Regions from separate parts of the Mus musculus genome. Here region 1 is linked to region 2. The links are chromatin loops, found by intact Hi-C in ENCODE. Cell type or tissue: heart. All regions are shown on one strand. Links, peaks and the distances in the headings refer to the core of each region. The heading gives the core; the rest is flanking DNA. Region 1 overlaps Susd5 (sushi domain containing 5). Region 2 holds the start of 4930520O04Rik (RIKEN cDNA 4930520O04 gene).

Region 1 (15,601 bases), core at 4,567-12,566, 280 kb after region 2:
GCCAGTATGGGTGCTGGCAAGCAAATTCCTGTCCTCCGCAGGAAGAGTGAGTGCTTTCAATAGCTAAGCGTTTCTTTAGTTCCTCTTTAATTAAAAAAATTATTTAAAAAGAATTATATTATTTTTATATGTCTATGAGTTCTGCCTGTATATCTGTACAGGTCATAGCATGGTGTCAGACCCCCTAGAATTGGAGTTTCAGAAGGTTGTCAGCTGCTGGGCATGCTGGGAACAGAACCTGTGCCCTCCGAAAAGGCAGCTACTGTTCTTAACCGCTCAGATAGCTCTGCGGCTGTGATTAAAAGGCATTTTTCTATAGGTTTATTTATATGTGACTGTTTTGCTTGCAGCCTGTGAGCCACATGAGTGCCTGTTACAGAGGTCAGAAGAGGGTGTAGGAACCCTTTGAACTGGGTTACAGCCAGCTGTGAGCTGCCTCATGGTGCAGGGAATACAACCTGTGTCTCTACAAACAAGTCTTCTTAGCCGCTTTGGGCTGTCTCTCTAGCCCCCAGCCCTGATTTTTTTTTTTAAATAGAATCATTTGTAGTTGTAAACATTTTTTTCTTTGCCGTAACCAAAAATAGAGCTTTTACTATAATATGCATTCAGTTTATGTCTCCGTTTCCTCAGTGACCTATTAGTCATTCAAGTGTGCTGTTCAACCCCTATGCTTGAATAATCCCTTTTGCTACTTTTGTTTGTTTTGTTTTGTTCCCCTATGGTTGGATAAGCTATAAGAATGGTTAGTATCATTACAGTTCCTGTGTTTGGACTTACTTGGTGGCCTGGGAGTGTTTGAGTGTCAGGTAAAGTCCTACATCTGGATTCCTGAAGCACGTGGGCAGGCCTGTGTGAGGAGGGACTGAGCAAGGATGTGTTCTCAGCTTGACAAGGGGTGGCTGGATCTCATGGGACCTGGAGCATGAGTTACACAAGATGGTTCCCATTTCAGCGAGGGAGGCGGCCCTGTTTGATCTCCATGGCACCGGCCCAGTGGGGGAGTAGGCGGGTCTCACTATCAGTGAGGGTACACCAGGTACTTTACTAGTGTTTCAGCATCTGAGAGATCTTCACTTGCCCGGTGTCTCTGCAACACAGGAGACTTGAGAGTCACAGTCTCTTGGTGCCTGGAGGTATCAGGGGATGTTGGGATGTTACTAAAGGAGATGACATTGATGCTAATGGTTTCTGTTTGAGTACATTATCCCTCCCAGCTAGACAACAGCTTCTTTCTTTCTTCTTTCTTCTTTCTTCTTCTCCTTCTCCTTCTCCTTCTTCTTCTTCTTCTTCCTCCTCCTCCTCTTCTTCCTCCTCCTCCTCCTCCTTCTTCTTCTTCTCCTCCTCCTTCTCCTCCTCCTCCTTCTCTTCCTCTTCCTCCTCCTTCTTTCTCTCTCTCTCCCTCTCCCTGTCTCCCTGTCTCCCTGTCTCCCTGTCTCCCTTTCTCCCTCTCTCCATCCCTATGGTACCTATGCTATAGACTATCTGGGCTCTTCTTGTTGCCAACAGGACACATGTGCTAAAGACTACAGAGAGAGGTGATCAGGTCTTTATCCCCAACTGCTCCAGGTCTTGGCTGGACCATGGTTGCATCTTACCCCAGGCCAGAGCTCCCCAATTGCTGGGGCTGTCACCAAGTACCCTGCCAGCTCCCTACCAACCTTTGGTCCTTCTGTCAGCTTGCACATCTGCAGAGCTCTGTCTAGCCCTCCTTAATTATTCCTTTGAGAGTCTAACTGCTGAGAGGAGGGATCACTGGGTGCGATCTCTCAGACCTGATCATGCACACTCATTACTAGGGCACCATGCTCCCTGCAGGTTCTGGCTCAGCAGAGCTGGAGAAGGCCCAAATTCTATACTTCTAGCATGTTCTCCAGATTCCTTTATGATTGGCATGAGGATGGAAGGAGGAGAGAAGGGGGTCGGGAAGAGAGCTCTGTACCCCTCCCCCCACACACACAAAACCTGCAGCAGGAGATAAGGAAGCTGAGGTCAGGGTTAGAGAGAACCACAGTGTATACGCAACATGCACTAAGATATTGTCTTCAGGATTACTAGTGAATACTTTTTTTAAAAGTCCTAGTGGTGCAGGGGAGGTGGCTGGGGGCAGGAGGTGGTGTAAGATGCTTAGTGTGAGACCTGGGGTTGACCCCCAGAACTCGTATCAGGCCAGGCACAGGAGTGGACATCTGTAACCCGAGTGCTCCGACAGAGAGATATGTGTCAGAGGCAGGAGAGCTAGCCTGGTGTATGCAGGCGTGACAACAGGACACCCTGTGGCAGACGACATGGAAGGTGAGGATCAGCGCCTGAGGTTGCCCTCTGACCCCCACACGCAGTCACAGATGCACACACAGCACATGTGTGCACTCACAAGTTTAAGAAGAGGTCCAGTAATGTAGAAATTCAATACATTTATCAAGTGTTGGGGGAAATAACTTTATTTTAGATATATCAGAAGCTCTGTATTAATGAAACCCCCTCCTCTCCATTTTCATAAGCATTACCATTCTGAAAGCTTTTGCAATGACAGCTTAGGTTCCTGGTGAGCCAGTGACCCATGTATGCCCTTCCGACGAGCAGTCCTCATGCTCTTCCATATTAATTAAGATGACAGCAAATTGGTAAAATGTATGAGCTAGTGCGCTGCGCTGACTTTACAGTCCGAGTCTATAGAAGGATTCATTGACACATGTTAATAATTTATAATAAACTTATTAAGACATTTGTATTAATACCATCTACTTACGTGTTGGTATAAATTCAGTGTCCTGGGTTTAATTAGTTACTTACACCATCCCTGCATGGAGACAAAGGTTATTTACATAACTAGTCATAAAAATAGAAATGCCATCTCACAAGAGATTCAAATCCGATTTAAAATTGTACAGTCTCTGTGTTTACTCCGTCGAGTTCTTCTTTGGCTACATACAGAAAACATCTTCTTTCTTCCCTCTCTCTTCCCTCTGGAGCAGACGTGTCCTCTCTGGTCCCCTTGGGCCTTCGTGTAACCCAGTTATGGTCCATGGGATTTTGTATTGTATTATACTGTTCCGTAGCTATTGACAATAACCTGTTGCTTTCTAACACGTGAATCAGGCAGGTGACAGCACAGAAAATATATTGTGAGACCTTTTTTCTTCCTTTGGTAAAAGACCATCACCAACTTTTTTGTTTTAGGGTTAGGGTCATACCACACCCAGAGATTGAACCCCAGGACCTGATACCTGCTAGACCGTCCACCTGTGTTTCAACTGTAAAGCTACCACCAACAAAAATGTGGGTCAGGATTTCTGGTGCCATATAAAAACAGACACTCCCGTGGTGCCTCAGAAAAAAATGTGCTGGCCCTGTCACTTTCACACCTTCAAGAATGTAATTCAGATAGAAACCCATGGTGTGCTTACTTCTGAGCTAACACCCTGGAGTCAGCCAGAGGTGACACTTTACATGATGCTGTGGGATGCCGATCTCAAGTGAGACAGGGCGTGGACAGTTCTCTCCTCCCTGACTCCAGGCCTTCCTGGGTTCCAAGATCACCACAGATGACAGAGGCCAACTAACATCAATACCCATCAGAACTACCTGAAGACTGAGCTCAGGGCTGGCTCAGCCACATCTTCCACAACTCCCCAGGTGATGTGCCCCTGGTTGGATGACTGTCTAGAAACACCGTTGAGACGCCACTCAGTGGTCACTGTTATAAGCAATGGCTGGGATGGATCAGCCCAGGGACATCATATTCATGTTTATTCGCTCTCTACCAAGTAGGATCCATTTTTGATAAAGCAGTCTTTGGGTTTCTTCAAACATTTCCCCGCTTCTATATCATTCCTTCTTCCTGGAGTTCAGAGAAACAGTTAATCCTGAGAGGAGAAACCAAGAACTGGGTTTCACTGCCAGCCCTGGAGTGTGGAGTTTGTGATTCTCTCTCTAAAGACAAAACGAAAGGTGATTTTTAAAAGAGCTACACCCCAGCCTTCTATTGGAATGGGGTCAAAGCAGAGATCTGGGATTCGGGCAATGAATTCCAGGGCAGCTGGTTGAGGAGACCTTGACATGTGTGATGACGTCACCAACCCTTTAGGCACCCCCAGAGACACTTCTCAGCATATAGAAGAAAGATTTGAACTCTAGAGGGTGAAGCCTTATCCGACTCAGATCCCGGGAATTATCGGTGTGATCAGTCACAGCTAATCTTCCTCGGAGCTGCTCTGTGAGAGCCCGTGCTGATAGAGGCTACACCTTCTCCATCTCAATCTGCTGCTGGTAGTGTCTAGCCTGCCGCTGCCCAACGTTCAGCTTGTATACAGAGCTCTTGTGCTGGCACCGGCGGTAGCCCCACACGGCTCCCGCGACTACCAGGAGTAGCAGTAGACACAGGACGGTGACCACAGTGGCGATCACCGGGCCTTTCCTGAAGCTGGGACACTCATCCCCTACACACGGTGCCGAGGTTGGAAGAAACTTCTCACTTGCACCAGGCCCAGGGCCCTCCTGTCCCAAGAAGTCCTCAGACAACAGATAAGGGAAGTTATCCTGAACCTCAGGGGCTGTCACCCCTGCTGGAGGCTGGGTGGCCTCCACATCAGTCGAGGGCGTACGTTTATGTGTCGGCTGGAGGGTTGTTGTTACTGTCTCTTGGGTGGAGCTGGCCAGTTCATGGGGTGAGGTGACCTTGGGTGACGGCTGTGTGGTGACTCTCCGGGGTATGGTTGATTGAGAACTGGTCGAATCAACATCCCTGGTATGGGAACTCTCAGTCTCAGACACATTGATGGGTCCTGGAACCAGAGCTTCTACGTCGAGCATTTGAGATGGACTGATCGAGCTGTGTATCACGGATTCACTAGGTGTGACGGTGACATTCTCCGGCTCCTTATCAGGAGTCGTGAGGCCACTTTCATCCGGTCCCACTGACCCATCCCCCTTGTCCTCATCATCCTCCTGCCCAGCCTCTACCTTCCTCCAAGCCCCATCTGTCACAGGGTAGCCATCTAACCAGGAATCGTCGCTGCTGCTCACCCCTGGGTCCTCTGCCTTGCTGTCATTCCTATCCACAAATGGCTCTGAGGGGCTGTAGGTGGTGGCATAGACCAGCCTTGTTTCAGACTCCTCTGGGGCCGGTTTCTCTTCACTGTGATTGTCTCTGGCAGGAAGTGGCTCTTTGGTCTCATCTCCCTCATCCTTTCCCAGCTCTGGCTTGTGGAAAGTCTCGGCCGGAAACCAGAGGGAGTACTTCCGGTGTAGGCGGGATCGTGGCCAGTCAGTGCGCACACTGCCCCCAGCGCCTGGCGAGCCTGTGGTAGGCACAAAGGCTTTTACCTGGGCTATGTTTTCTTTAGAGACAGAAGTGAAGACCAGACGATCTTGTTTTGGTGTCTCGTCAGAGGCGTCTTCCTGAGCCTTTTCCTTTTCTCCCTCTGCCCGGGAGTCTTCCATGAGTTCCCTGAATGACACGGATCTGTCATCAGGGAAATTTTCTTCATAGTCAATGTGGGCCTCGGCCTCATCTGGGGGGAAAGAGGAGAAACTTCATTAGACCTAAAGACATGGAGTCAGTGTGAAAAACCCAAAGGGGAACAGACCATGGAGACTGGAAGAGAATTAACAACTGCTGTCACTTGGGAATCATAGTCACCCCTGAAGAATGTACACTCAGACTTTATAACTAAAATGAGAGCTTGAAATATTTGAAAAACCAAGCATATGTCTATATACTAGAAAACAACTTTTTCCACCAACCAAGCAACATACATGAGCTGGTCTGAGGCCCCAACACATATACCGCAGAGGACTTCGCGGTCTAGCTTTAGTGGGAAAAGATGTGCCGAACCCTTAAGAGACTTGAGGCCCTAGGGAGTGGGGAGGCCTGGGGCGTGGGATGGGGCGGTGGCGGGGGCATCCTCTTGGAGATGTTGGGGGAAGGAGGAATGGGATGAGGAACTGTGGGAGAGCAGACCAGGAGGAGGGTAACAACTGGACTGTAAAAAAAAAAAAAAAGTAAGGTAATAATAATTGTAAAAAGAATAAAGGGAGATTATAAGACACAGGAAATCAAAAACTTCCTCTCATGAGTCATCACCCACACTGGGGTGGGATTTATGGTGGTGCAGCTGCTCTTACATCACTCATGTTCCTATAAATGACTCCAATAAACGCCAATTAAAAAAAGAAAAGCAAACAACTTTTTAAAAAAGATTTTTAGAAAACTAACAGTTTTAAGGCTACCACTTAGAATAGCATACAAAAAAATGTGGTATGATAGTGCATGCCAGTAATTCCAACAATTGATAATGAGGCAGAAGGGCTGTGAGTTTGAATCTAAGCCATGTAGTGAGACCCTGTCTCAAAAGTGGAGGGTCAGGGAGCAGAGGATGTAGCTCAGCTGGGAGAGTGCTTGCTAGCATGCATAGCCTAGTTCACTGTGACAAATACTGTGACCTTGGTCAGCTCACACTTCCAGGTCACAATCCATCATTTTGGGAAATCATGGCAGGAACCTGGAGGCAGTGGCTGAAGCAGAGACCATGAAGGAACGCTGCCTTGCAACGAGCTCTCAGGCCATGCTCAGCCAGCTCCTCCGTCTCCATCTCCCTGACTCCAGCTCCTGAGACAGGGTATCACTGTGCAGCCTCGGCTGACCTGGAACTCACTATGTAGACCAGGCTTGCCTCAAACTCATATTTACCTGCCCCTGTCTTCTGAGATCAGCTAACTTTCTTACACAGTGCAAAGCCATGGTGTACTGGGCTCTCCCAGACAGCTATCAATCAAGACAGCGACCCACAGGCCAACCTGCAAGGCAATTCCATCTTCCCAGGTAATTCCAGCCAAGTACAAACAGCAACCGGTACAGTGTACAAGGCTCTGGGTTTGATCCCAGCGCCATGTCAAGCAGACATGCACACCCGTTATCCCAACACTCAAGAGGTGGAGGCAGGAGGATCAGAAACTCAAGGTCATCCTGAGCTATATAAGGAGTTCAAGGCCAGTCTGGGGTATATGGAACTCTGTCTCACCCCACACACATACTATAAATAAAATGTAAAAATATTGAATAAATAAAATAAAAATGGGTCAGAGCCATATATGTCTAACCTCATCAATGGGAGCTGGAGACAGGGAGATTTCTCAAGACTTGCTGGCCATCTAGACTAAAAAAATAGAGGACTCCAGATTCAGGGAGAGACTCTGCCTCAAAACAAAACAAAACAAAACAAAACAAAAAGGTGGAAGGAGGTAGGGGTGGTTCAGTGGGCAAATGTGCTCGCTCACCTTAAGCATGAGGATATGAGTTCAAATCCCCCGAGCCTACATAAAATTCAGGTGGGTATCATAAGCCTGTGATGTTCCAGTGCTTCTACAAAGGGAGAGACAGTTAGGAGACTCCCCAGAAGCTCAAAGACCAGCAAGTCTCATGTATTGTTGTAAATAATGGACATGAAAATAATGAGACATGAAAGGAAGGGACCATGACCCAAGGATGTCATGTCATTCTGGGTCCTGCTGTGGTCCAACTCCTTCACTCAGTAAACTTCACTGAGGTCAACCAGTTGTCCTGAAATCTACAAGTTGGTCTTACCCTGCTGAATAAATGGCTGGGTTTTATTTCTAAACTGTACTTTAAAACACAACACACAAGATCAGATGACAAAACCTTTCTGTAAATGTTATGTGAAACAGATCAGTTGTCCTGGATCCAGGTAGAGATATTCAAAGATGTTGGGTGAAGTCTTGGGCAGGAATGAAGAGGTTAGGTTTGCCAGTATTGGCATTTACAGATGGATCACAATGGAAAGATTGCTGATGGACATGTTCTCTGCTCTTCCTTTTGTCTTTTTTTTTTTTAAGGCAGGATAGCTCTGGTTGGAACTCTGTAGTCCAGGCTGGCCTTAAACTCTGAGATCCACCTGTTTCTGACTCCCTACAGTCCTACATACCCCAAGGTGGTCTTAAACTTAGCAAGTAGCTGAGGCTGACCTTAAACTTCTCTCCAGGGCCTCTTAACCTCCACCCCTTCCTTGTGTGCTGAGGTTATGTCATTAGACACCTGGGCCAGCTCTACATTGTTTATGCATGTGTGTGTATCATGTGCATACTGCTCACAGAAGCCAAAAGAGGGCATCAGATCCTTTGGAACTGGAGTTAGAGGTGGTCGTGAGCGTCCATGTAGGTCCTGGGAATTGAACCTGGGTCCTCTGGAAGAGCAGTCAGTGCTCTTAACCTCTGAGTTCCCTGATTATGCATTAAGCAGTAGGGATTGGGTGAGAGGATGGTTTACTATGCAGAAAAAGCTACAACACTGGCCATGGGTTGCTCGAAGAAGGAATCCAGACATTGAATCTCTAAGGTAGGATAAGAAGACCTACCACAAGTATCTGAAAAATACTTGATTTTTTTGTTTTGTTTTGTTGGTTTTTTGTTTGTTTGTTTGTTTTAAAGAGACAGGGTCTTGCTATGTTGCCCAGGCTAGTCTATAATTCATAATCTCCTAAATTGCTGGGATTACAGATATTCATCCTCATGTCTGGCTCACAGAGGCATCTTTGAAGGAATGAAAGAGTAAATTGTTCTGGCATGGGGAAGGAGGAAAAGTCTGAAGTAGCTCACACCCAAACTGCTCTCCAAAGCAGCTTCATGACCACTCAGAACAGAAGACCTATTTCCCGAAGCACAGCCCCCAAACACAAGGGGGCGCTGGCCCTCTGCCAATCGATGAGGAACGAACGGCTTGTCCCAAGTCCTCTGAAAAGACACCATTGTTGAGCGTGCGCGCTCACACACACACACACACACACACACACACACAGTCACAGACACACTCACAATGCACACAGGCACACACACATACAGAGTCACAGGCACACTCATACAGGTGCGCATGCACACACACACACACACACACACACACACACACACCCATTGTGTCAGTTTCATAGAGTTCCCAGGAGACCACTGCTGGCAGATTCTTCAGAAAAAAGCAAGATCAAATCTTATTGCAAAGAAGATTCACAACGCCACAGGTTACTTTATTCTATGTCTGTTAAGTTTCAAACCTGGGACAAATGGCTGAGATGCCTGTTTAACATATCAAAGCAGACCTGGCTGCCTGGCTTCTCCCTGCACCTGTTACAGGGTCCTCCTGGCTGGCAGACCCACCCTCTACCTTGAACTCTCCAGGACAGGGAGCCGGGCTGCTCTTCCCTATGTAGTCCAACCATTTTGGTTAACTGCCCTCTGCATCTTTGGGCTTCCTGGATGCTGCACCTGGTTCTCCTCTCGCTGCTCTTCCTTCCCCTCACTCCTCTCCTCACATGGCTCTGTTCATATCCACTCTGGACTCTCCCAGATATCCCTGCTTCTAGCTATTCTTTCCCACATAATCTACAATAAACCTCCTCCACCATACCGAGGGAGCAGTCATGTTCTTTTTCTTTTTTCATTTAGTGTCCAATTTGCTTTTAATTAATTAAATAATAATAATAATAAGGTGAGGAGATGGCTCAGCAGGTCAGATTCTTGCTGTTAAACCTGATGTCTTGAGTTCTACCCCTTGGGTCCACATGGTGGAAGTGGCTGCCACAGGTGGTCCCCTGACTTTCACCCATATGCTGTGGTGCACATACACACGTGGTACACACACAGGTACAAAGATGGTGTCTCTAAAGGCTGTGAGCAGCATCAGTCAGGATGAATATAAATGTAAATATTGAGAAGGCATCTCAGCACCAGAGTAATTTAATTAAACAATAAAAGTTCACTCTCATGGCCCCGAGGGTTTTTCTGTTGATTTTGTGTTTTGAGGCAGGATTTTACTATGTAGCCCTGGCTGGCCTGGACCTCATTATGTAGCTCAGGCTGGCCTTAAACTCAGAGATCCACCTGCCTCTGCCTCCATAGCTCTGGGATCAAAGTCATGAGCCATTACACCCAGGCAGAAGCCAGTTTTTATAAAGCTTTATTTGGTCTGAAGTCTATGGGCCAGTGCTTGGAAAAACTACTGTTCAACTCCTTCTTCTATGTGACTTATCCTACATTCTTTTGGTTTTTTTCATGTTTTTTTCAAGACAGGGTTTCTCTGTGTAGCCCTGGATTTTCTAGAAATCACCCTGTAGACCAGGCTGGCCTCAAATTGATGTATCTGCCTGCCTCTGCCTCCCCAGTGCTGGGATTAAAGGTGTGCACCACCATATCTGGCTTATCCTATATAATTTTTTTAGATTTATTTATTCATATTATGTATTTGAGTACACCATCACTGTTTTCAGACACACCAGAAGAGGGCACTGGATCTCATAACATGGTGTGCCACCATTTGGTTGCTGGGAACTCATGACCTCTGGAAGAGCAGTCAGTGCTCTTAACCGCTGAGCCATCTCTCCAGCCCTTATCCTTTATTCTTAAGTATGTTGTAAAGTGAAGTCGCATCGTCATGAGGGACAGGAGATTAACCATGATTGAACTGACACTAACCAGAGTAGGAGACACTGGTCCTCATTCTAGCTGCCTGGAAGCCAGTCTTCTGCTAGCAGCCTTCAGATGAAGACGGAGAACTCTCGGCTCCTCCTGCACCATGCCTGCCTGGATGCTACCATGTTCCCACCTTGGTGATAGTGGACTGAACCTCCGAACCTGTAAGTCAGGCCCAATTAAATGTTGTTCTTACAAGAGTTGCCTTGGTCATGGTGTCTGTTCACAGCAGTAAAACCCTAACTAAGACACTCCTACACAATTTTTTTTTTCAAAAGGTAGATAGCACATGAGGAATGTCGCCCTAACTTGTCCTCTGGTCCCCATGCATACACGTCTCCATCCACGCACAAATATACATGCATACACAGAGAAGCACAGAAGACCAGGTAACTAACACCCTGGCTTACTTAGCCTGGAGGATATGCTGCTGGCATCTCTGACCCTCCTTCTCTCCCTCCCCAGAACCCCACCCTCAGCTCCAGGAGCCACCTTGTGTACACGTCTGCAGTACTGCTGGAGAGGTGGTCAGGGGTTCCAGAAGCACCCAGCGCTCCAGGGTTCTCCTGCTGCCACCACCCTCCATCCTTGTCACGTTTTTGGGAAACCTACGCCTAGGTTCTCTTTGCCCTCCTTACACAGCCTTTAAAAATAGTCATTTAAAAACAAAAAAAGACATGCAGACATGCCAGAAATAACCAGTGGCTCAATGAACCTCTGAACAAATATGGTCATATTGACGAGGGAATTCTAAATTCAGCTTTGGGCTCATGTTTGAGTCAAGGAGGAGAATGAAGCCCAAATGGAAGAGAAAAACAGAGACTGAGGTTGATTTAAGAAACCAAAAGAACGCTGTCCGAAGTAAGAGCGGGGGTGGGATGGGGGGGTGACTCAAGGAGAAGACAGTTTGGGAGTTAGCTTCTGACCCTGCCTGCTAGGAGTTTTGAGGTTCCTGGCAGAGGTACCCCTATTCAATGGTGACACAGAAATGTCACAGGCCTCCTTTAAACCCAAGCTCTGTGAGTTTTCCTCCTATCTATGTGACACAAGCAAGTCAAGAAAGCTTTGTGGGCCCAAATTTTCCCCTCTGCACACTGGAGCTAGCCATTAGTGTATTCACACTCACAATGAGGTGAAATATGTAAAATGCCCTTTGTGGAAAGGTGCAGGGCCAAGTTGGGGTGATGGAGTTGTTCTGATTTTGAATATTTTTATTTTATGTTTGTGAGTGTTTTGTCTGTGTGGATGGAGTTAGACAGTTGTGAGCCTCCATGTCGGTGCTGGGAATTGAACCAGGATCCTCTGGAAGGATCCATGTTATTAACCATTGAGCCGCCCCTCCAAACTTAGTGTTCTGGTTTGTGATGTGAGTGTGATAGTGTGTTCACACATATGTCCACCTGGGTAACGCAGATAATTTTATATTTTAAATGGGTGTCTTGTTGTAGTAAGCGAAGCTTTAAACAAAGGTTTAGAAAGAAATCATCATAAATCCCAGTACAGAGATGGCCTGGAACAGATATTTGCTTGGTAACAGCTATTCACTCAGTCAGAGGGAGTGTCTTGTGGCTATGGCTGATCAGACCAGAGGAATTAAAAAGAAAGGCTAGAGAGAGCCAGACATGGTGGAACCCCGGAACGTGAGAGGTGCAGGCTGGGGTGTCTGCAGTTCAAGGACTTCCTCAGCTGCCTAATGAGTTCGAGGCCAGTTTGCGCAGCAGGAGAGATTATCCCCCAAACAAACAAAAGCCCTTGGGAAACATGACAGAGAAAAGTCAAGCTTGTTCATGGGTAACAGTTTCTGCTGCCAGGCCTGGAGAGTCCTACTTGGGGGCAGGACACAAGCCACTCCTGCAAGCCGTCTTCTGACCTCCACAGTGTACCATGGTACCCACACTCACACAAAATCAACAAGTAATATGCAGTAAGTGCAAAAAACAAGCTTAAACAAAGGAAATAAACACACTAAATAAATAAATAAATAAATAAATAAATAAATAAATAAATAAATAAATGCACATAGATACACACACCTGTACACACACCTACATGGGTACACACACGGATACACACACATCTGTACACACACACCTGTACACACACACACACATACACACACACTGAATCAAACCATTTACTAGTCACTGGGTGCCTCATGGAGCCCGGGAAGCAGAGGATGAGGGGGTAGGAGGGAAGCCAGAAAACTGGCATTTGTGGAAGATGTGCACAGAAGTGCTCAGTGGATTTAATGACTGTAGAAATCAAGGAAGTGAAAGCTGAGAAACACGCTCACAGGAGATGTCGCTGTGACCCTTGTATTCCGTGGGTTTGGTGAGTGGGGATGTACCAGGCAAGGGGTAACAAAGGGGGTAAGGATGGGACCCGAGGGCACATCCTTCCCGCTCCCAGACTCCCACACTCACAGACATCCTCCTGCCTCTGCCTCCTGAGTTCTGACATTAAAGATGTGTGCCCCCCATTGATACATTTTAATCTCCATGAAAACCAGAGAAGACAGAACGGTGGCCCTGGCAAGCAGAGAAGGCTGTCCAAGGAGTGGCAAGGGCTGGTTTTGCTTACTCAATTAAAAAAAATTAATTCATTAATTTTCTGTGTATGAGGGGATGGTGACAGCACTTGAGTAGAGGTCAGAGGACATGTGGGTGTCAGTTCTGGCCTTCTACCATGTGGATTATGGGGATTGAACTCCAGTCCTCAGGCTTGGTGGTTTTACGCCAAGAGCCATCTCATCAGCCCTAAGTCTTTTTTTTTGGGGGGGGGGGGTTGTTTTTTTCGAGACATGGTTTTTCTGTGTAGCCCTGGCTGTCCTGGAACTCACTTTGTAGACCAGGCTAGCCTCAAACTCAGAAATCCGCCTGTCTCTGCCTCCCGAGTGCTGGGATTAAAGGTGTGAGCCACCACTGCCTGGCCAGCCCTAAGTCTTCTTTCTTCTTTGCCGCCCCCCACCACCTTCTCTTCTTCCTCTTGCTCTGGCCCCACTCACTGTGGGCTCTGCTGTCTTGTCATTTAAAAAACAAATTGATTGTTTAAGATATTTAAATGACAAAAGGACTTGAGGAGAGCTGAGGACAGAACACTCCTCTCAGCCTTCCAGAGTCTTCATTTGCTGTCCTGAAAGAAAGAGCACTGTTTATCGCCTAGACTTAGCTTAGGTGTTCCTGGGGGGTGGGGGTGGGGGTCCTGCAAGCCCTGACCACCAAGCTAACTGGTCTGCTGTGTTCTCCCTCAGTTGCTGGGGTTTTGTAGCATTGGCTTTAGAGGCCCGGTCTGGATCTAGCTCTGCAGTCTTCCATTCTCCTGTCCAAATCCACACATGTTGGTTTCCGTTCCTGGGTTGGCAGCTTTGTCTGGCGTGCCTCTCTGCTGTGCTCAGTATCTAGTTATAACTGGTCGTTGCTCTAATTACAGAAAACCCTCGATGCTCTGCTCTGTAAGCACGGGTACCACAGATCTCCTTGCTGTGTCTGGTTCTGACGATGCCAAACCCATGTCCTTCTTTTGGGTCATTTTTCTTGCCACTGGCACAGTGAGACTGGTCCCCACCCTGGTCACACAAACCTCCGGATGACTCCTAAAGTGTTTCTGTGGTTCTCATGGCTCACAGCCCCTCCTCTCTCCATTCTTGTTTTGTGTCCTCTGTTGTCACCTGTCCTTAGGATGGAGGGGTCCTGTGGCCCCCACCCCTGGCTCCAGAAGAGGTCATACATACATCCTGTGTGGCCAGAGGGGGAAAGGATGGTGATGGCAAGAAAGGCTGAAGCAAAAAACCTGGGAACTAAAGCCTTTAGCCCTCACCTCCATGGCAAGCGCTAAGACTCCAAAAGGCCACTGGAAACTTCTGCCCCAAGTTCCATATGTGTGTTGAGTTCTTGGTTTAAGACTGAGGCCATCCCGGTCTACAGAGTGAGTTCCAGGACAGCCAGGGCTACACAGAGAAACCATCTCAAAAAAAAAAAAAAAAAAAAAAAAAAAAAGACTTTCTCTTGTAGCCCAGACTGGCCTCTAGCTTGCTGGGTAGCAGAGGTGACCTTGAAGATGAAGCCTCGTTTCCGTCTCCCAAGTGCTGGGGTGGGGGATGTATGCTACCATGCACAGTTTCTATCTCATGTTCCCCAGGCTAGCCCAGAATTTACCAAGCAGCCTAAGAACAGCCTTGGACTCCCACCTGCAGAGACCATGGGTGTGTGTCACCACACATAGTTGGTGTGGCCCTGAGGAGCTAACCCATGGCCTCACATGTGCTTGGAAAGCACAGCACTGCCAGTTGAGTGACACCCCAGTCTTACTCTGTATCTTTTCATGTGACCTAGGCTGGCCTTGAACTTGCTATTCCGTTCAGGATGCCTTCACCTCCTGCTCCTCTTGTCCCCAGCTCCCAAGGGCTGGGGTTACAGGCATGTGTCACCATGACCTTGGTGAAGGTTTTCTGAGACACCACACACACACACACACACACACACACACACACACACACACACGCTTCTTACTGGGACACAGATACCGTACATGCTAAGTCTTTAGCTTAAGAGAAACAGTAGCCTTCTGTCCACCCAGCCAAGTGTGAAGACCAGAATCCTCTCTGACTCCTCGCTGCAGTGAGAAAATAAACACCTTCCAAAACACACAAAACCTGCATTTAGTTCTCCTCCTCCTCCCTGGGCCAGTAAACCACCCATTTGGTAGATGGGTGTGGCTCACTGGAAGGTGCGACTTCAGCGCCTCTGGAAAATATTAAGAGTCTGGGTGAGAATGGGCGCCAGACGGTTGATACAGCAGCACCTGTCTGCTTCTGTAACGTTAGTTACTGGGAACTAACAAGGAGAGAGAGCGGCCCTAGGCACGTCTGTAATCATTTCACAGGCAACTTTCAAATCTATGCTAACAAACATTGCATTTATAATGGAAATCCATTTTATTTCACTTCATTTAATTTTATTTACTTATCTATCTAATATCTATCTATCTACCTATCTAATACCAAAAGTTTGTAATAGCTCATAGAATTTGCAGGTGGTCTATGGCTAAACCACCCTCTGAAAAGTTATAAAATAAATGTAAAGAATAACAAAAGCACACTCGTCAAAGCGTGCTCTGCATTGAGACGAGA
Region 2 (15,601 bases), core at 2,987-10,986:
TACTTCAGTGGTATAGCATTTACCTGGCATGCACAAAGCCCTGGGTTTAATCCCCAGGGCTGTGTTAATAAGGGATTATTAATGAATGCATAGGCCTGCACCTTAGGTTGGGGTCTCACTGGAGAGAGTCCCAGGGATGCTGCTGTCAGAGCTGGTCCCTAACATAGCAACATTCCCACATGGCTGTGGTGGCTTGGGAAGTGTGGGGGGCTGGCTGCTCAGGGTGGAGAGTGTTTCTGAGGCAGAATCAAGGGGCCAGGAGGAAGATGGAGAGGGGCCCAGTGCAGAGAACCCTGTGGAGCCCTTCAGGGTGGTAGCTAGACCACCTACGTGACACTGGTCATCTGTGAGGTGGCAGGCTGCTTGACGCTGAGGTCACATGGGGTAGGAGATAAGGCTCCATTTTCAGGGAGAGAGACAACAGCTCCCTCTGGGTTCTAAGCCAGTGAGGGAACTTGCTTGGGCCTGAGCAGACAGCCATTGGTGGCCTCTGGGAAACTCTCTTCCTGTCTCTGATGCCTCTTGTGCCCTGTGGCCTGCCTAACTGAGGTGTCTGCCATCTCTTACAGGGAGAGGTTGTGGAGTATGTGGACGACTTGTTGGAGACGGAAGAGTCTGCCTAGTCCACAGGGGCTAAGGAACCTCTCTTCCGAGTTCCTCTTTCTTCAAGTGCCTGGGTTGTTGATACCTCACAGCCTTTTCTTCTTAAAGTAAGAAGGAAGCCACCATCTCTCCCTACCAAGGTCAAGCCTGACTTCCCCTTGTTCACACTCAGTATTCACGCTTGTCTTCATGGTTACACGTCTTCATGCCTGTCTTTCCCTTCACACATGTGTTCCCGTCATCTAGTCTGTCCTCCTCAAAGTCACGTTCGTCTCCCCTCTGATCCCATGTGTCTCCCCCATGTTCAGAAAGACAGTCTTCTGTGGTCTGCTTTCTCATCCCTGAAGAAAAATCAGTATTATTTTTTAAGTAAGAAAAACACTAAAAGATGATAAATATATTTGGAGAATTTCTTTGGTCTCTCCGTCCTTCCAGACGTTCCTCTCCTTTATGCCACTTGTTAAGGACAAAAGGTGGCAGAAGATAAAGGCTGAGGTCGGGGCCTCAGGGTCACCTTCACTTGGTTCACTTGGCCTGACCTGAGCTCCATCTTGCTCACAACAACTGAAGGTGGCCTCTGCTCAGTTCCTTGGAGTCCTCAGAATACACCAGGGGTTACAATGTCATTTAATGTGAACAGTACCCGGTTATAAGTCTCAGGGTTAGAAATGATACAGGCCAGGGGTGGATTTAGCTTTCTTTATTCTCCTAAGGACTGTGGGGTTCCTGTTCCACCTTAGGCATTTGACTGACAGCAGTGGTCCCATGTGGAGTCACCAAAGGAAAAGCTGCTTCTGTTAGTTCCTGGTCTGGGAGCTGCAACAGAATACTTGACACAAGCGACTTCGGAAGGGTTTGTCTGACTCTCAGTAAGAGGGCGGACTCCATCATGAAATGATGTCAGCGGGAAGTCACAGTGGAGACATGAGATCATGGAGGTGGGGGGTCACAGTGGGGTCAGGAGGTCACAGTTGGGGAGGGAGGTCACGGTGGGGGCAGGAGATCACGGTGGTGGTGGGTGGTGGGAGTTCACACTGGTGGGATGTCACAGTGGGGGTGGGAGGTCACGGAGATGGGAGGTTGGTGAGAAGTGGTGCAGGGTGGGTTTGGGAGGGGACGTCATGGTGGCAGGAGTCACAGCAGCTTAAGTTCATGATGGAGGGAGGTCATGGCTGCTGGAGCATCTATCTGTAGGCAGGAAGTAGAACGCTGGCGATAGGCTCACTTCTCTCTATTCCATCTGGGATCCAGCCCCTAGACAGGCCTAGCTGCATTTACCGTGGGCTTTCCCACCTCAGGTAAGGAAACCTAGGAACCCCGTCTCAGGCCTGGAGTCTCAAGTCTTGGGTGATTCTGGATGTTGGCCTTTGATGTTAACCACCCGCCCTGTCCTCACAGCTTGGAGTCTGCAGGAAGAGGGATGCTCATGTGTTTGTAGGAACCGCGGTGTCCTAGGTGTAGGATGCTGTAGTGGCTATTCCTGGTTGTCACCTTGACTATATGTGGAATGAACTGCAATCCAGAATTGGAAGGCTCACCAGTGACCCTTATCTGGAGGCTGGGAGATAGAAGTTTCTGATCTGGATCTTGGTATGGAGATCTTGAGGCATAGTGGCTACAGATTCCAGAAGATTAAGACAGGGAGATCTCTGAGTTCAAGGTCATCTGGGATTAAAGGTGTGGTGGAACACACCTTTAATCTGGGCTACACCTTCTGCTGGAGACCATATAAGGACAATGGAAGAAGGGAGTCTCGCTCTTGCTCCTTCACCTGCTTGCCAAGTACAAACAGCAACCGGTACAGTGTACAAGGCTCTGGGTTTGATCCCAGCGCCATGTCAAGCAGACGTGCACACCCGTTATCCCAACACTCAAGAGGTGGAGGCAGGAGGATCAGAAACTCAAGGTCATCCTGAGCTATATAAAGAGTTCAAGGCCAGTCTTGGGTATATGGAACTCTGTTTCCCCCCACACACATACTATAAATAAAACGTAAACATATTGAATAAATAAAATAAAAAATGGGTCAGAGCCATATATGTCTAACCTCATCAATGGGAGCTGGGGACAGGGAGATTCCCCAAGACTTGCTGGCCAGCTAGACTAAAAAAATAGAGGACTCCAGATTTGGGGAGAGACTCTGCCTTAAAACAAAACAAAACAAAAAGGTGGAATGAGGTAGGGGTGGTTCAGTGGGCAAATGTGCTCGCTCACCTTCAAGCCATGAGGATATGAGTTCAAATCCCCCGAGCCTACATAAAACCCAGGTGGGTATCATAAGCCTGTGATGTTCCAGTGCTCCTACAAAGGGAGAGACAGACAGGAGACTCCCCAGAAGCTCAAAGACCAGCAAGTCTCATGTATTGTTGTAGGAAAATAATGAGACATGAAAGGCAGGGACCATGGCCCAAGGATGTCATGTCATTCTGGGTCCTGCTGTGTTCCAACTCCTTCACTCAGTAAACTTCACTGAGGTCAACCAGTTGTCCTGAAATCTACAAGTTGGTGTTACTCACCCTGCTGAATAAATGGCTGGGTTTTATTTCTAAACTGTACTTTAAAACACAATACACAAGATCAGATGACAAAACCTTTCTGTAAATGTTATGTGAAACAGATCAGTTGTCCTGGATCCAGGTAGAGATATTCAAAGATGTTGGGTGAAGTCTTGGGCAGGAATGAAGAGGTTAGGTTTGCTACTATTGGCATTTACTGATGGACCACGATGGAAAGATTGCTGATGGACATGTTCTCTGCTCTTCCTTTTGTCTTTTTTTTTTTTTAAAGGCAGGGTCTCTGTAGCTCTGGTTGGAACTCTGTAGTCCAGGCTGGCCTTAAACTCCGAGATCCACCTGTTTCTGACTCCCTACAGCCTACATACCCCAAGGTGGTCTTAAACTTAGCAAGTAGCTGAGGCTGACCTTAAACTTCTCTCCAGAGCCTCTTAACCTCCACCCCTTCCTTGTGTGCTGAGGTTATGTCATTAGACACCTGGGCCAGCTCTACATCGTTTATGCATGTGTGTGTGTCATGTGTATACTGCTCACAGAAGCCAAAGAGGGCATCAGATCCTTTGGAACTGGAGTTAGAGGTGGTCGTGAGCGTCCATGTAGGTCCTGGGAATTGAACCTGGGTCCTCTGGAAGAGCAGTCAGTGCTCTTAACCACTGAGTTCCCTGATTATGGGTTAAGCAGTAGGGACTGGGTGAGAGGATGGTTTACTATGCAGAAAAAGCTACAACACTGGCCATGGGTTGCTCGAAGAAGGAATCCAGACCTTGAATCTCTAAGGTAGGATAAGAAGACCTACCACAAGTATCTGAAAAATACTTGATTTTTTTTTTTAAGAGACAGGGTCTTGCTATGTTGCCCAGGCTAGTCTATAATTCATAATCTCCTAAATTGCTGGGATTACAGATATTCATCCTCATGTCTGGCTCACAGAGGCATCTTTGAAGGAATGAAAGAGTAAATTGTTCTGGCATGGGGAAGGAGGAAAAGTCTGAAGTAGCTCACACCCAAACTGCTCTCCAAAGCAGCTTCATGACCACTCAGAACAGAAGACCTATTTCCCGAAGCACAGCCCCCAAACACAAGGGGGCGCTGGCCCTCTGCCAAGCGATGAGGAACGAATGGCTTGTCCCAAGTCCTCTGAAAAGACACCATTGTTGAGTGCACACACACACACACACACACACACACACACACACACACACAGAGTCACAGGCACACTCACACATGCACATACACACACACACAGAGTCATAGGCGCACACACACATGCACACAGGCATACACACACACACACACACACACACACACACACACACAGAGACACGTCCCCATTGTGTCAGTTTCTTAAGAGTGCCCAGGAGACCACTGCTGCTGGGAGATTCTACAGAAAAAGCAGAGAGGTGATTTTTCACTGAAATTAAATCTTATTGCAAAGAAGATTCACAACGTCACGGGTTACTTTATTCTATGTCTGTTATGTTTCAAACCTGGGACAAATGGCTGAGATGCCTGTTTAACATATCAAAGCAGACCTGGCTGCCTGGCTTCTCCCTGCACCTGTTACAGGGTCCTCCTGGCTGGCAGACCCACCCTCTACCTTGAACTCTCCAGGACAGGGAGCTGGGCTGCTCTTCCCTATGTGGTCCAACCATTTTGGTTAACTGCCCTCTGCATCTTTGGGCTTCCTGGATGCTGCACCTGGTTTTCCTCTCGCTGCTCTTCCTTCCCCTCACTCCTCTCCTCACATGGCTCTGTTCATATCCACTCTGGACTCTCCCAGATATCCCTGCTTCTAGCTATTCTTTTCCACATAATCTACAATAAACCTCCTCCACCATACCGAGGGAGCAGTCATGTTCTTTTTCTTTTTTCATTTAGTGTCCAATTTGCTTTTAATTAATTAAATAATAATAATAATAAGGTGAGGAGATGGCTCAGCAAGTCAGATTCTTGCTGTTAAACCTGATGTCTTGAGTTCTACCCCTTGGGTCCACATGGTGGAAAGAAGGAAGTGGCTGCCACAGGTGGTCCCCTGACTTCCACCCATATGCTGTGGTGTACATACACACGTGGTACACACACAGGTACAAAGAAGGTGTCTCTAAAGGCTGTGAGCAGCATCAGTCAGGATGAATATAAATGTAAATATTGAGAAGGCATCTCAGCACCAGAGTAATTTAATTAAACAATAAAAGTTCACTCTCATGGCCCCGAGGGTTTTTATTTTGATTTTGTGTTTTGAGGCAGGATTTTACTATGTAGCCCTGGCTTTTCTGGAACTCACCCTGTAGAAGGCTGGCCTCGAATTCATGTATCTGCCTGTCTCTGCCTCCCCAATGCTGGGATTAAAGGTGTGTACCACTATATCTGGCTTATCCTATAAATATATCTTATGATTTATTTATTCATTTTATGTATTTGAGTACACCATCACTGTTTTCAGACACACCAGAAGAGGGCACTGGATCCTATTACAGATGGTTGTGAGCCACCATGTGGTTGCTGGGAATTGAACTCATGACCTCTGGAAGAGAAGTCAGTGCTCTTAACCGCTGAGCCATCTCTCCAGCCCTTATCCTATATTCTTAAGTATGTCGTAAAGTGAAGTCGCATCGTCATGAGGGACAGGAGATTAACCATGATTGAACTGACACTATCCAGAGTAGGAGACACTGGTCCTCATTCTAGCTGCCTGGAAGCCAGTCTTCTGCTAGCAGCCTTCAGATGAAGATGGAGAACTCTCGGCTCCTCCTGCACCATGCCTGCCTGGATGCTACCATGTTCCCACCTTGGTGATAGTGGACTGAACCTCCGAGCCTGTAAGCCAGGCCCAATTAAATGTTGTTCTTACAAGAGTTGCCTTGGTCACGGTGTCTGTTCACAGCAGTAAAACCCTAACTAAGACACTCATACACAATTTTTTTTTCAAACGGTAGGTAGCACATGAGGAATGTCGCCCTAACTTGTCCTCTGGTCCCCATGCACACAGGTCTCCATCCACGAACAAATATACATGCATACACAGAGAAGCACAGAAGACCAGGTAACTAACACCCTGGCTTACTTAGCCTGGAGGATATGCTGCTGGCATCTCTGACCCTCCTTCTCTCCCCCCCCCCCAGAACCCCACCCTCAGCTTCAGGAGCCACCTTGTGTACACTTCTGCAGTGCTGCTGGAGAGGTGGTCAGGAGCTGATGTCCAGAAGCACCCAGCGCTCCAGGGTTCTCCTGCCGCCACCACCCTCCATCCTTGTCACGTTTTTGGAAAACCTATGCCTAGGTTCTCTTTGCCCTCCTTACACAGCCTTTAAAAATAGTCATTAAAAAAAAAAAGACATGCAGACATGCCAGAAATAACCAGTGGCTCAATGAACCTCTGAACAAATATGGTCAGTACAGAGATGGCCTGGAACAGATATTTGCTTGGTAACAGCTATTCACTCAGTGCCCTACAGAGGGAGTGTCTTGTGGCTATGGCTGATCAGACCAGAGGAATTAAAAAGAAAGGCTAGAGAGAGCCAGACATGGTGGAACCCCGGAACGTGAGAGGGGCAGGCTGGGGTGTCTGCAGTTCAAGGACTTCCTCAGCTGCCTAATGAGTTCGAGGCCAGTTTGCGCAGCAGGAGAGATTATCCCCCAAACAAACAAAAGCCCTTGGGAAACATGACAAACAAGACTACTACTTCACTTAAACACGATGGTCTTCTCTCAGAAGCTGTATCTGTCTTCAGGTCATCATCTTCGGGATATAGTTCATCACTGTTCAGACCCGGTATGTCTCACAACTGTTTGTACAATCAACTTATACACCATGCATTCACTACAGCTACTCCAAATTAAAAAGGCCAGAGTAGGAGAAGCTGCAGTGTTTGGCCAGGACTATTTCAGAACACATTTCCGGGAAGCTGATTCTCATCTCACAACAGTAAAAATGTATGCTGGCAAAAATGTCAATCTAGATTTCATACATACCTTTTAAAAGAGTCAGGTTTTAATCAAGTTATTTTCTGTGACGAGTTCTCTCGGATGCTTTGGGCACCCCTTCATCTAATGAAAAGAAACACATTTTAAGCATCACACACCACTTCCTATTGCTCTAATACTTCAATTAGGAAACTAAGCTGTATCTCCCTTACCTTGGTATCTTTTTGCAACTGCTTTGATGATGTTAAGAATGATGACGCCATGGTCCCTGTGAAAGGGTTCATGTGCATATAATCCGATGTCACTTAGGTGTCACCAGTACCTTCCAAACAGCACAAAAGGCCTTGCATATTTTTCTGCAAACCCCGCTGTGTAAGAACCCACCCAAACTGGGACTGAGGAACCAGAACGCACGCAGCCTTCAGCCAAGCTGCCCAGTCCCAATCTCCCCAGGGCCTAGGCTCCAATCCTGAAATCTCTTTTGCTGCTGCGCACTTCTCCCAGGTAGTTTACACCGGTACCCTAAGCTCAAGTGCGGAGGGCTGCTCCGCAGAACCGGAGCATCTAAATTTACTCTGTAACCCCACATTTTGCTTGGTCACCAGGTCGCCTAAAAGAGTAACCTACAGCGCAAAGAGAACCCTCAGCTTTCCGCGCAGGTCCCTTTATAGTTTAGGGTGCAGTCAGAGCGAGGCTGTCCTTCCTTCCTTCTGTTACGGATTGCACCCGAGAGCACGTGGGGGCGCGGCCGTTCCTGAAGCACCGCGTGGAAAAGCTGTGGGTCTTTTCTTCCCGGCCTTTCCGGGGGAGGTGCGCGCCGCCCGCCTGCCGCGTTCCTGTCCGTTGCTGCGCGCGCTCCCGCTGGCTCGCCGCCACCGGTTTCTTCCGAGTCTGGCAGGCAGCTTAGCCCTACGTGGAGTGGGAGTGGCGTCAAAATTCAAAGGAACTGCCGCAGTTGGAGGCGTTGTACCACCTGCTTCGAGACGGTTGGCGGCCTGGAGTGGCCTTGACCTCACCCCAAGTCTAACCCGGGTGGCAGCCGCTCTGCCGAAGGGACCTTGGAGGACAGAACTACACCGGTGAAACGGAAAAGCCACGCGTTTATCCTTCGTGCACTCTGGGGACGCCGCTGGTCTGCAGAGAGCCACGCTGTCCGGTGCTCCCTATCCAATGCCTGCTTGGGCGCCCAGCCAGGTCCAACCTCCAACCCAGCCCCACCCATCCCACTACCAGACTTTGGGGACAATTATACTGTCAGTATCCTCAGAAGTCATTCTGCTTCACAGAGGAGGCAGCAGGTCAAAAGCCACCAATTGGCCTTTATTTATTTTACGGCAAGATTGATTTATTTTGTGCTGGGATTTGAATTCAGGACCTTTGGGAGAGCAGTCAGTGCTCTTACCCGCTGAGCCATCTTACCAGCCCCACACCAAAGTCTTTGACCTTCCCGAAGCAATCAGTAAGAAACTTCCATCAACTCTGACCAGACAGAATTTCAGAATTACTGCAAACAGGGCTAGTGAGATGACTCACTGGATAAGGGTGCTTGCCATGAAAATGAGGCGAACTCAGTTCAATCCCTGAAACGCATGTAGAGATGGAAGGGAGAATACACTCCACAGAGCTGTCCTCTGATCACCATATGTGCACCGTGGCATGCAGGTCAACACACACATCATGCACACATGCAGTAGTAATGATAGTAAGTGAATAAAAGCCGTTTGGGTAAGAACATCACATAAGGTTTGCCATAGATAGAAGGTAGGGAATAGAATGACATATGGTAAAAGCTTGTCACAGAATCTGGTTAAGGACTGTGCCTCTGGGCTACATTTCAAGCCTGTGGTCTTAATTTGGTTCTCTTTACATCTATGTGCTCAGGTACACACGTGCATGCAGAGGCTGAAGGCCTTAGGTGTTATCCTCAGGAGCACCATTTATTCCCTTTGAGATAGGGCCTCTTACTGATCTGGAGCTCAGGAATCAGGCTAGACTGGCTGAGCACAAGTCTAGGAGATCTTTCTGTTTCTGCCTTCCAGCTCAGAAATTATAAGCATGGGCCAGCCACATTTAACATCATCTTTATGTGGCTATGGGAATCAATCTGGAGTCCCTGGGCTTGCAAAGCCAACGCTTTGTTGAGCCATCTCCATAGCCACAGTATTAGCTTTTTAAGGTCATTAGATGAATGCTTTCTTCAAAATGATTTCTAGTATGTATTTTTGATCTTACGTGTTAGCTTTCATCACAATAACAAGAGAATTCAGATCAGTGGTTCTCAACCTGTGAGTGGAGACGCCATTGACAAACCTATAGCTACAAAAATATTTACATTATGACGTATAACTAGGAAATTATGAATTAGCAGTGAAGATAATTTTATGGTTGGAGGAGCCCTACAACCTGAGGAACTGTATCAAAAGGCTGCAGAACGGGGAAGGGTGAGAACCTCTGATTTAGATAATCAACTTTTGTCAGAGAAAAATTTTGGTTGATGGTTTGAAGGTTCTAGCCCATAACTGGACTCTCCATTGCTTTGGGCCCATGGTAAGGCTGGAGGCTATTTTGGAAGTGCCTAGCAGAGCAAAAGCACTCACCTCATGGCCAGGAAATGAAAACAAAGAGAAAGAAACCAGAGCTCCAGAGTCTCCTTCAAGAGTGCGCCTCCACTGACCTGACCGCCTTGTCAGCTGCTTCTTAAAGTTTCTACCACAGGGCTGGCGAATGTTCACTGTCAACTTGGTAGGATATGGAATGACATAGATAGAGGATATAGATACAGGTGTATGTGTGAGATACAGGGAGGGTGTTTCCAGAGAAGTTGAACAGGGAGAGATCACCCCAAAAATGGATGGCATCATCTCCTGGGGCGTGGGAGTCCCAGACAGAATAACCCTGAAAACAAGGGAAAGCTAGCTGGGCATCAGTGTTCACTCCTGACTGTGGAGGCGATGTGACCAATTGCTTCTTACTTCTGCTGCCACAAAGTGAGCTATGTTTTGCCATCACCCTTTCTCCTAATTGGTAGATTGTACCCTCAAAACAGGAGCCAAAATAAATGCTTCCTTAAGTTGCTTTTCCTGGGTACTTTGTGATATTAATTAATTAATTAATTTTAGAATTCATAAAGATTTTTATTCACTTATTTTTTAAAACTTCAATTTTCCCTGGATTTAGAATAAGTTTTTTTATTTATCTTTTTTCCCTTTTTCCAATTTTTATTAGGTATTTTCTTCATTTACATTTCAAATGCTATCCTGAAAGTCCCCTATACCCTCCCCCCACCCCGTCATAGTAATTTCATGGAGATCTGAGCTAACTAGTGTCTCAAAATTACTGTGACTCCAGCCTCATAACCATGTCATCAAAGCCTGCTGTTGCTGACGTCATGGTAGGCAGTGATGATGTAGAGCAGGAACAGAAAAGAGGCAGAGTGGACCCTGGCAGGGAAGAGAATGGCGGCCCCAGTGACTCACAGAACTCTGAGATCAAGAAAAAGAGGATGATGTAGTTTTGCTTTGGAACATCCTTCTACACTGGAGAATGGACTCAAAGCAGTCCAAGCTATCTCCATATACCCATGTGCAAATTGAGAATGTTCCCTGGGGCTTTTATAATCGCTAGTTATTAACAACCTGACAGATATTCTGTTTTATCCTAGATTTCCCACATGGTATCCGTGTTCCAGAATCCAGAGAATCCGTAAGAATGCCTTTGTTCATCTTCTATAGAAATGCAGGTCTAATGGTATTCCAATTGTGTTGCTTTTTGAAAATTGGTTTTCTCTGTGGAATTCAGAGAATTGTTTGTTTATTTGTCTGTTTTGCCAGTGGATCTCCAGCTCTCTGGTGTGATTGCCATCACCATATTCATTAAAATTGAACCACAGAGGCAATTCCCTCCAAAATGACTGTTCCTGATCTATTAAGGATTGTGTGCCTGCAATATAAATGGGCTGGAAGGTTCACTGTTGGAAAGACTCTTTCCATCTTTACCTGTGTCATTTGCAGCACCATACGATATATGTCTATTGGTCTCTAAATCATCCAGAGAAAGCCAGGCCATTGTGACATATATAATATAAGCTAATCCTGACAATACTTTCTTTCTTATAATTGCAGATGGCTTCCACCCTGATAGAGAGTTGTAAGTACCTAAAATCCCTCCCTTGTTCAGGAAATATCTTAGTGTTTCATTTCTGAGAAACCTCACTCCAGGTCCCTTTTGGGAAGAAGGGTTGAAGGTTAAATGAGAGATATTGGTTCTGCCATTGACTCTCCATGGAAAATCCCAAGCAGAACTGGGATTAATTTCAAGCCAGTGTGACTTCATGTGGCACACTCTGTTCTGATTTTCTTGCAGATTTAGCCAAGGTGGGAGACACAGATATGGAAAAAGAACAGAAAGCTCTCGATAGTAAAGAGAATTTTCCTGGTAACAGAATGCCCTGAGGAGATCAACAGAAAGGGGCTCATGAAGCAGTTGGGTTGTACATTCTGCTTGCCAGGCTGAGGCAGTGGGAAAGGCATCAGTGAGATGTAGGTTGGTTTGATTCTCCTTCCAGCTGTAATGGTAACATATAGAAGCAAAGCACAGCAAGCCCCACTGGCAATTAAAGATGAGGCAGGGGAGTTGGGGGAATAGCTTTTTAAGCAAGAGCACTGACTGCTCTACCAGAGGACTGAGATTCTAATCTCAGCACCCCACGTTGCTTCTTACATCCATCCATAAAGCCAGTTCCAGCGTATCTGAAGACCTCCTCTGGTCTTGATTTGCACTGCATGCATATGGTACACAGGCACTCATATGCAGGCAATACAGCTGAAATAAATTTAAAAATAAAAGTATTCTCCCTGCCTCTAATGATACCAAAGCTCCAAGCCTTTGATTGTAATTAGGAGATCTCCTTGTGCAATGCTTGTTTGATATCTGGCGTTCACTTCTGATTGTTGATTTATGATAGAACTATCAGTGGAGTACAACTCTATAGTCACTGATATGAACCTGAATACAAAGGTCATGAAGTGGGGGCCCAATAATGCCGAAGAAGGAAATCCTCTTCCAGCTGGTCCTGCAGGATTTATCACAGCACCTCTATGGTCCTCTCTTGCCTGTTAAGTCTCTCTATAAAGGGCACTCTATGTATGGGTAGATGGCAGAGTGAGTGGTCTGGCCTCACAGTAGCACCCTCTGTAACATGAGAAATCAAGGAGCCAGTGGAAAGTTGAAGCTAATCTGGTGTGAACCAATGTGGCTATATCTTCTGCAGGCAGAGGTGAATGAGCCACTCTATTTTCTTGCAGAAGCCATGGAAGTACAGTACTGGGAACTAAGAAAAGCATCAAACACTGTTTCTCCTGGTAGGTAACTGCATTCTCAGTCTATACTGTCTTATGGGGAAGGTGTCAGAAGGGGAAAAAGCATAGAGGGAAGGATATATGTGAGCTCATTACCAGCCTGTGCTCTTCACACTAAACTGACCTGTAGGGTGAATGTGTCAAAGAACATGTTGACACCTGCATTGGAAACTCTGGCCTAGTACTTGAACTCTGGTCAAGCTATGACCTCCTTTTCAGACATCCCTAGTTCAGAGGGTGCACATATATTCCCAGGATTTAAAAGGCGTGGCCACTTGTGTTTTCTTTCCAGTGTCCTTTCTGGCTTTATCCTCCTACCTGTGTCTGGACCTCATTTTCCTGCCTTGTTTCATCAGAAATCCTTAGTTTGTCTTCCTGTGTGTCACAGCTTTCCTCTGAGCTCTCTGGGACTTTTGTGTACTTCATGCTTAGTACATTTCTCACCTGTCTTCTCTTGTCTAGAGTATGAATCAATGGAGAGTATATTCCCCAAAGTCTTTTGTGAAACCCCTGCAGTGGGGTCAGGTTTTCCTTTATTGAGAAGTAAGTAAGTAAGTAAGTATGTATTGTATGTATGTATGTATGTATGTATGTATGTATATATTTATGTATGTATGTTTGTCTCTCTGTCTGACTGTCCTGTATTCTACTTTGGATGCATTGATTCTGCCTTGTGTAAACTCAAGGACTCCTCTTTGTGATCAATGTGTCCACAGAGGTGCAGCAGCCCAACTCATAGGCTACATTGTCTGACCCTGATTCTGTCTCTTATTCACAGCCTTTCCCAGCCTCTTCCCTATTTCCTGGGTAAAATGGTGACTCTGTACTTTGTGCCTAGTATTCCATAAAACCTTTCTACCTTGTTACTGATTCTGCTAACTGGGTTGTACTGGCCACCTGATGTGACCTAACCATCTAATATGTGGTTCTCTGCATTCCCTCCCATTTTGTGCCTAAGTTTATTCAGTTGTATTCTTCCCTTGAAATTTGGCCTCACTTGAATCCCATAAAAATTTCATAGGACAGCCAAAAACCAAATGGGAAGTATATATAATGGGACATTGTTTAGGGACATGCCCAGTAAGACATAGTTGAATCTTACCAGATCATCTGGTTCATGCCTTCCCTGTGGGACAGTGGGGAAGCGTTGTATTTGCCCCACTGGGAAAAGCAGGGGAACTGAACAGAGTGGGGACAGGGTTGCTGGTCACAGCAGAGTCAGCAAGAAAAGCATTGTTTCTGATGTAAGAGGAGACCCATAGGGAACGTCCAAAAGTTGCAACCAACAAAATAACAACCAATAGAATTTTTTCCCAGACACTGTTGATATAAGAAAGGTAGGGTATGTGTTTGAAGTCACTCACCTAGTAAGGTCAACTTGATCCTTACAAGAAATACCCAACAGGGTCCCAGAGCTTTGTGCCATAATTCATTTATATTTTGAACCTATTTCTACTCTATTTCCAGCGGTCGATGTATTATTTTTAGCCCCACCAACATCTTCCTATGATGAAGATTATTATACACCCATAAAAAGAAAGAAGAGGAAAAAGAGGAGGCGCTACTACTAATTAAAAGCCTCCATTATACTCCAGTAAGTACACCACACCCAGACTCTTCAGGAACTTGAAAAGCATTGAAATGGGTTAGGGGGAGTGCACAGAGAAACAGAAACAGAGGCAGACGTTCTGAACCTCCAGTTTACCAGGATAAAGAATTGCTGTATCAAAACCTTGTAGAGTTAGTTGTCAGGAGATATTGAGAAAAGAAGGATGGATGCAGGGTGGGGGGCTGATGGTGAGGGTTTGGGGTTTGGAAGGACAATGTTAACAAGGTAGAACAGCAGTCTGAGGTACAAATCCCAAGGTGGGAAGCACTCTGGCATCCAAGGAAACGATCAGAACATGGAAAGTCCCCATGGAGGGTTTCTCACTTAGGGTCACCATTGCTGTGATGAAACACCGTACAAAACTTGGGAAGGACAGGGTTTATTTGGCTTACATAGCCTTAATCACAGACCGTTGAGAGAAGCCAATTCAGGAACTCAAACAGTGATGGAACCTGGGGGCAACACTGATGCAGAGGCCATAGAGGACTCCTGCTTACTGCTCCTTAATGGCTTACACAGCCCACTTTCTTTTTTTTTTTTTTTTTAAGATTTATTTTATTAATATATGTAAGTACACTGTAGCTGTCTTCAGACACTCCATAAGAGGGAGTCAGATCTTGTTACGGATGGTTGTGAGCCACCATGTGGTTGCTGGGATTTGAACTCTGGACCTTCGGAAGAGCAGTCGGGTGCTCTAACCCACTGAGCCATCTCACCAGCCCCCAACACAGCCCACTTTCTTATAGAATACAGGACCATGAGCCTATGGATGGCCCCACACACAATAGGCTGAGCCCTCTTACATCAATCACTAATTAAGAAAATGACCTGTAAGCTTGCCTCCAGCCTGGTCTTGTAGAGGCAATTTCTCCACTGAGGCGCCCTCCTTTCAGATGACTTTAGCTTGTGTCAAGTTGACATTAAAATAGCCAAGACTAAGGTCATGAGAGTGGAAGGCAAATATATAAGTCATGAAGTACCATGAGGTTGGTGGTACTAATCATGTTAAAGACTATATAAATAGCATCAAGAGTCAGAGTGGGGAAGTAAGGCTGAAAGGTGAGAGTGGAGAAACCTTGCCATGCAAGACTCAATAACACCCAGTACAGGGGTAAAGAGACTTGATAGAAGGAGAAAGTAGATTGTCCAGGACTTCTTTCCACTTAAGGTAGCAAAGTCTCAAAGATCTGTGGTGCCATTCAGCTAGAAACCACAACTCTACCTTGCCAGGGGTTTCTCTAGGTAAGAGTTACTGGAGGCATGGAGAGTTGGAAAAGACAGGAAGGAGACCTTGAACATAGGAAAGTGGATATTCTCAACTATGACAGATGGGCAGTGTAGTGAAGTGCTGTCAGTCACTGCAGAGTTTCATGTCTTTTGATACAACCCTTTATTTCTCCTCTGTTCATAGGCTCCAGGCCCTAGGTATGAATGTGTGTGTGTGTGTGTGTGTGTGTGGGGGCTTTGGTAGCTGGAATCAGAGGGCCTTTGTTGCTAGCAATGACCAGAACAACCTTAGTACAAAGCTTCTTCCATGACTCTGAATCCAGGGACAATGGCTTTGTCACCTACGAAGCCTCTGGTAGGACCTAGAT

The links. A loop is a pair of places that touch in the nucleus more often than their neighbours do. Peaks named below come from ENCODE experiments on the same cell type or tissue, not always from the same donor. Only the 100,000 strongest peaks of a DNase experiment are listed, where the experiment ranks them.
Region 1: a loop joins it to region 2, with 15 times the contacts of the local background. A loop is called at or near these places in 8 of 42 quality-filtered maps.

What each region holds. Positions count from the first base shown.
Region 1 is chr9:114,085,549-114,101,149 of GRCm38, reverse strand. Susd5 (sushi domain containing 5) reads right to left here. Exons shown (of 5, transcript NM_001101510.1): 5 at 2,417-5,513. The coding sequence ends at 4,240. Among named protein-coding and RNA genes, the nearest start is that of Gm29825, 25 kb to the left of the region's middle. In heart, for the core only: no CTCF peak of the experiment used is centred there; no DNase peak of the experiment used is centred there.
Region 2 is chr9:114,360,551-114,376,151 of GRCm38, reverse strand. It overlaps 4930520O04Rik (RIKEN cDNA 4930520O04 gene), which reads right to left and starts at 7,828. Exons shown (of 3, transcript NR_040383.1): 1 at 7,668-7,828; 2 at 7,089-7,163. It overlaps Crtap (cartilage associated protein), which reads left to right. Exons shown (of 7, transcript NM_019922.2): 7 at 570-1,021. The coding sequence ends at 623. It overlaps 4930525D18Rik (RIKEN cDNA 4930525D18 gene), which reads left to right and starts at 11,525. Exons shown (of 6, transcript NR_040738.1): 1 at 11,525-11,578; 2 at 12,344-12,400; 3 at 13,865-13,991. In heart, for the core only: a CTCF peak has its summit at 6,564; a DNase peak (open chromatin) is centred at 7,921; H3K4me3 peaks cover 1,158 bases; H3K27ac peaks cover 952 bases.